Linked DNA regions of Mus musculus: region 1 is linked to region 2. Evidence: chromatin loops called from intact Hi-C (ENCODE). Cell type or tissue: left cerebral cortex. All regions are shown on one strand. Links, peaks and the distances in the headings refer to the core of each region. The heading gives the core; the rest is flanking DNA.

Region 1 (2,919 bases), core at 176-2,675, 370 kb after region 2:
GACTAGACTGGCTTCCCAATACTAAGTCTATGCTGTGCACAGCAGTCCCTTCCCCTGGCAGGCCAAGGGCTCTCAGCTCCATGCGTTTTCATTCCTGTCTCCTCTTCTGAAACGCTTTTTCTCTGCCATCTCTTGGCCATCTGGAGGAAATACTCATCCATGCCTCTTTTCTTGAGATGTAACTGGACAGGCCTATCTGTTCTAAGTCCAAACAGTAAGAACCCTAAGACCCACTTTATTATTAATAAACAGAAACCTTTTTTTTTTAACTACACTGTGCTAAAAGACAGTGATAGTGTCAATCCATTTATGAGAGATGGTAGTTGCCAATGTGTTCCTCCAGGTATTAGGGAAAGAAAAACGACTACCCAGGTGGAGAAAGCACCGAGCAAAACAAAACAACAAAAACTAAAGGCCACACAACAAATTTAAGAAAATGCAGTAATAAAAAGAGCTATGCAACTGGAAAACCACTAAAACACGAAGAGAGGGTAAAGAAATGTAGCCAACAAGAGATGGAGAGATGGCGGAGTAGTTAAGAACACTGGCTGCTCTTCCAGAGGACCCAGGTTCAATTCCTAGCACCCACACAGCAACTCACAATTGTTTCTAACTCCAGTTCTAGAGGATCCAGACATACAAACTATGCATAAAATAGTAAAAGTAAGTTTTTAAAGGTAACCACAGATTCTGAGCATCTAACATGTGTTAAGCACTCTTCAGAGCCCCCACCCCACCCCCTTCTTAATTTCACTTAACCTATCACGGATATCATGACAGAACTGCTGGCTGGAGACACTGCTCACTAGTGGAGCCCTCGCCTAGCAGCTGCCCAGAGCTTAATCTACAACCGAAAGCGGCTGGGTGTTAAGGAGTAAGTAGCATTAAAGAAGAAAAAGTACGCATTTAACCCAGGTGCGAAGCGCTCTGCTATGGTCAAGCTCACCTAAGTACAACAGAGAACTTAGCAAGGCTAAACAGGAGATTTCCTGAAATGATGCACTCGGAGGTGAAGAATGTCGCCGTCTGGGAAAACCAGGAACCCGGGCTGCGGGCAGGCAGGGAAACCCTGTACATGAGAACTGCAAGCTAGCCGGGATTTCAGGACAGGGTCCTGCATGCAGGGACCATGTATTTATTATTTAATCCTACTTTTATGCCACTTCCATCAAAATGTGGTCGACTTCCCGAACTTCCTCAACCTTAAAAAAAAGGGGGGGGGGGCAGTGCAGCCGAGAATGCAACAGTATGGTCCCTGAGGCACACTGCCAAATTGGATCTCAAGTTCATTATCAGTCAACCTGTGTCTTCACCTGACTTCACTATATACAATAACCCCTGAAAATCGTTTAAAACAGACTCTCTACATTTTAGAATCCAACCTGTTACGTACACTCACCGAAGGCGCCACTATACTTGGGCTGCCACTCGCTCCAATCCATCCCACGCCGCCTCCGCCCCCACGTCCGGCCGTAGGGCGCGCTCGGCTAACCCTGCCCCCTGGCAGCCTCCTCGGCTTCCGCCTCCGCTCGAGTGTGCCCTTCTCACCTCTCTGCCTTCGGTCGCAGCGCTTCTCCCACACAGCACCGAACTCGATCGCCACCGCAGGACCGCCTCACTGAGGCCGGCAAGCGAGCCTGGCCGCCGCGGCTGAATTTAAACTGCAGTTTCACTGAAGGAGCATGCGCGCACGCAGAAAACCCTCCACGTGGCCACGCCCCCGAGCCACTGCGCCTGCGCGCTGCCGCTCAACCGCGGGCCTTGTGCTTCAATATTGCCTGGATTAGAACTGTGTTTGAGCTTTGATCTAACCTTCCATATTAGTTTTTTTGTATTACCGGCTATTGGGGGTTGTTGTTGTTGTTTCCCCAGAAATATTGCGCTTTTTAAAAAATTGTATTTATTTAATGTATGAGTGCTCTGCTGCATATACATCCGCAATTGCCCGAAGAGGACATCAGATCTCCCTAAAGATGGCTGTGAGCCAGAATGTGCTTGCTGAGAATTGAACTCAGGACCTCTGGAAGCGCAGCCAGTGTTCTTAACCGATGAGCCATCTCACCAGCCCCCAAGATTCAAATAGATTTCTCAAAGAATGTTAAATGTAGAAAAGAGAAACTATCAAATATCAGATGTATACAAGCCACTAAGTACTAAGAGGGTTTTTGATGAGGTCATTCATCATGCATGTATTTATGTTTCCTCCTTACTATAGATATTGAATCTGTTTCACAATCATGACAAAGGTGTACTACTATGGTGATTGTTTTTAGAAACTGTTCCTGTAGTGTAACGCAGAATTAAAAAAAATTGACAGGCTCTGGGGAACAGTAAGTCCATTGAGATTTGGTTTTCTGTCACTAGTTACAAAAGCACACACAGCACGGGAGGTGTAGCAATTGGTCACTATAAACGTCTCTGTTTATTGCACTAGGGACACTGAACATGATCCATTTTCAGAGGCTGTGGCTAAAAATCCTAACCACACCCTCAAGCTTGGTGCCCTTCTCGCTCTTTTGCAGAGAGATGTAAGAAAGATTAGTTCTTTGCCCTTTAGTGTCCATTTTATAGGGAGCCTGGCAGTTGTGGGATTTAGTCCCCAGTGGGATCTGTGAGCCTTTGATTATTCTGTTGGTTCTGTTGTCATCTATACATATGCTTGAAAGGCTCAAGACAGAGCTTGCAGTAGAAGAGGGAGAAGGGCTATATGTGATTTCGCTTCTAGCTCCTTAACCCCAATTCCGGGCTCTGGGACTGAGTTACTGTTCCCTAAAGTTTGATTGTATCAAGTTTCAGAGTGGAGGGCTATGTCTGATTATCTCAGCGCTCTCTCTCTCTCTCTCTCTCTTCCCAAGACAGGGTTTCTCTGTGTAGCCCTGGCTGTCCTGGAACTCCCTCAGTAGACCAGGCTGGCCCCAA
Region 2 (2,919 bases), core at 216-2,715:
ATTTCAGCCAGGCGTGGTGGCGCACGCCTTTAATCCCAGCACTCGGGAGGCAGAGGCAGGCAGATTTCTGAGTTCGAGGCCAGCCTAGTCTACAGAGTGAGTTCCAGGACAGCCAGGGCTACACAGAGAAACCCTGTCTCGAAAAAAAAAATAAAACAAAAACAAAAAATTAACTCAAGAGGGCTGGAGAGATGGCTCAGCGGTTAAGAGCAGTGACTGCTCTTCCAGAGGTCCTGAGTTCAGTTCCCAGCAACCACATGGTGGCTCACAACCATCTGTAATGGGATCTGATGCTTTCTTCTGGTGTGTCTGAGACAGTGACAGTGTACTCACATATATGAAATAAGTAAGTAAATCTTTTTTAAAAAATTAACTCAAGAGAAACTAAACCCAACATAGATTCTAAACCATAAATATGACATCTAAAGCTAAAACTCCTCTCCTGGGGGCTGGGGAGATGGCTCAGTGGTTAAGAGCACTGACTGCTCTTCTGAAGGTCCTGAGTTCAAATCCCAGCAACCACATGGTGACTCACAACCATGCATAATGAGATCTGATGCCCTCTTCTAGGTGTCTGAAGACAGCTACAATGTACTTAGATATAATAATAAATCTTAGAAAAAAATTCCTCCTGGGGTAGATTATAGAATTAAAGGACAATGCATGGTGGCGCACGCCTTTAGTCTCAGCACTTGGGAGGCAGAGGCAGGTGGATTTCTGAGTTTGAGGCCAGCCTGGTCTACAAAGTGAGTTCCAGGAGAGCCAGGGCTATACAGAGAAACCCTGTCTCAAAGAAAAAAAAAAGAAAGAAAGAAAGAAAGAAAGAAAGAAAGAAAGAAAGAAAGAAAGAAAGAAAGAAAGAAGGAAAGAAGTCCCAGTTTGCTTTTGAGTATTGGTCTCCTTGATATCCTTTCCCCTTGCATTAACCTGTTTTACAAAAGCCAATATGAGAACCCTGAATATCAAGACCTGGCGTCATCTCACATTTGATCATCTCCATTGGCTTTAGAATCTTCCAGCAGACATGAGCCCGTCCTACCGTCTGCCTGGTGCCTTTTAAACATACGGATTGTTCTTAATCATCCTCACGGCTTGCCCACACGCCAGGCTGTTGCAGTGTGAGCACAAGCTTCAAATCTGATGTTCAGCTTTATCACAAATCCACACAGTGCAAAACCCTTTCCCGGCTTCATCCCTAGGCAGAGAGCAGCAAAGCCCCTGATCAGGCTCCCTGGCGTTCTTTGCTGTGCTCTGGTGTCCAGCCTTCACCTGACGTGACATAACCAAGCTTTTCTAGAATCTGGTATTACCCAGGACAAGGGGTGGTATCGGATGCACCTTAAGCCTGAATTTGTGTGTGTCTTTTCTGTGCCTCAGGTGAAGGCTTCCTTCATCTCATCCCCTGGACTTGGTTTTGCTGCTGCAGTAATGCAAAGGTACCACTAGGTGGAGGCAGAGCATCAGTGATTGTATCGCAAGCATGGTTCTGTAAACTCATTTCCAAATACAATCTTGACCATGTTACACTGTATGTAAAGTGAATGCATAATTAAAACTTATAGATGGAGTATCACATATGATCGATAAGGGTAACGTGTTTTTGTTAGACTCTAGATCTTTGCAATAGTTTTATCTAATAAATTCCATTTGAACATAGAGACAATTTCCTAAATACAGGACTGAAGATTTTAGACATAAAGACATTCTAAGCCACGCAGTGATGGCGCACGCCTTTAATTCTAGCACTTGGGAGGCAGATGCAGACGTATCTCTGAGTCTGAGGCCAGCCTGGCTCACAGAGTGTGTTCCAGGACAGCCAAGGCTGCACAGAGAAACCCTGTCTCTGGACAAATAAACAAAATATCTAGAAGTATACAGGGTATGGTATGCAGATATACAACGTATGATAACAATCTTAAAGGTAATTCTTTGAGTAAAACAATTTTTTTTTAAGATTTATTTATCTATCTTATGTATGCGGGTACATTGTCACTGTCTTCAGACACACCAGAAGAGGGCATCAGATCCCATTATATATGGTTGTGAATCACCATGTGGTTGCGGGAATTGAACTAGGGACCTCTGGAAGGGCAGTCAGTGCTCTTAACCACTGAGCCATCTCTCCAACCCAAGTAAAATGTTTTTTATTGTTTTGTTTATGTTTTTCCTAAGTACTATTTAAGGAAGACAACTGTTTTTGTTTGGTTTTAGGGTGTGTGTGTTTGTCTGTCTGTCTGTTTTGATGTAGGGTCTAGCTGTATGCAGCTCAGAAGGGCCTCAAACTTACCTCAGCTTGTCCCAGCCTCCCAAGAACAGGAAGCCTGTGTCTGAGTCCCAGGTCAGACTGTTATTACTAAATCAACGTGGCACTTGCTTTTCCTCTCATTCTTTTCCATTTGTGTGTGTGAGAGAGAGAGAGTTATATGTGCATACATGAAGTCATGGGGTGTGCACACGCATGTTCATATGGTCATGGGGGTGTGCACATGCATGTTCATATAGTTATGGGGTATGCACATGCATGTTCATATGGTCATGGGTGTGCACATGCTTGTTCATGTGGTCATGGGGGGTGCATGTGCTTGTTCATGTGGTCATGGGGTGTGTACATGCTTGTTCATGTGGTCATGGGGGGTGCATGTGCTTGTTCATGTGGCCATGGGGGGTGCACATGCTTGTTCATGTGGTCATGAGGTGTGCACATGCTTGTTCATGTGGTCATGGGGGGGGGTGCATGTGCTTGTTCATGTGGTCATGGGGTGTGTACATGCTTGTTCATGTGGTCATGGGGGGTGCACATACTTGTTCATGAGATCATGGGGGTGCACATGCATGTGAATGTATGAATGCTTGCGAAGACGCAGGTTGACATGGGAGACATCCCTAATTTTCTACCTTATTCAATGAGGTTGGGTCTCT

What was found. Hi-C counts contacts between places; a loop is a spot of excess contacts. Peaks named below come from ENCODE experiments on the same cell type or tissue, not always from the same donor. Only the 100,000 strongest peaks of a DNase experiment are listed, where the experiment ranks them.
Region 1: it touches region 2 in a loop (2.5-fold over the local background); 1 of 42 quality-filtered maps calls a loop at or near these places.

The regions. Positions count from the first base shown.
Region 1 is chr17:66,122,322-66,125,240 of GRCm38, reverse strand. It overlaps Ddx11 (DEAD/H box helicase 11), which reads right to left and starts at 1,721. Exons shown (of 27, transcript NM_001348292.1): 1 at 1,549-1,721. In left cerebral cortex, for the core only: a CTCF peak has its summit at 1,612; a DNase peak (open chromatin) is centred at 1,679; H3K4me3 peaks cover 974 bases; H3K27ac peaks cover 500 bases.
Region 2 is chr17:66,488,685-66,491,603 of GRCm38, reverse strand. No RefSeq gene overlaps it. Among named protein-coding and RNA genes, the nearest start is that of Gm41608, 16 kb to the left of the region's middle. In left cerebral cortex, for the core only: a CTCF peak has its summit at 1,433 (motif pointing right); DNase peaks (open chromatin) are centred at 1,121 and 1,407.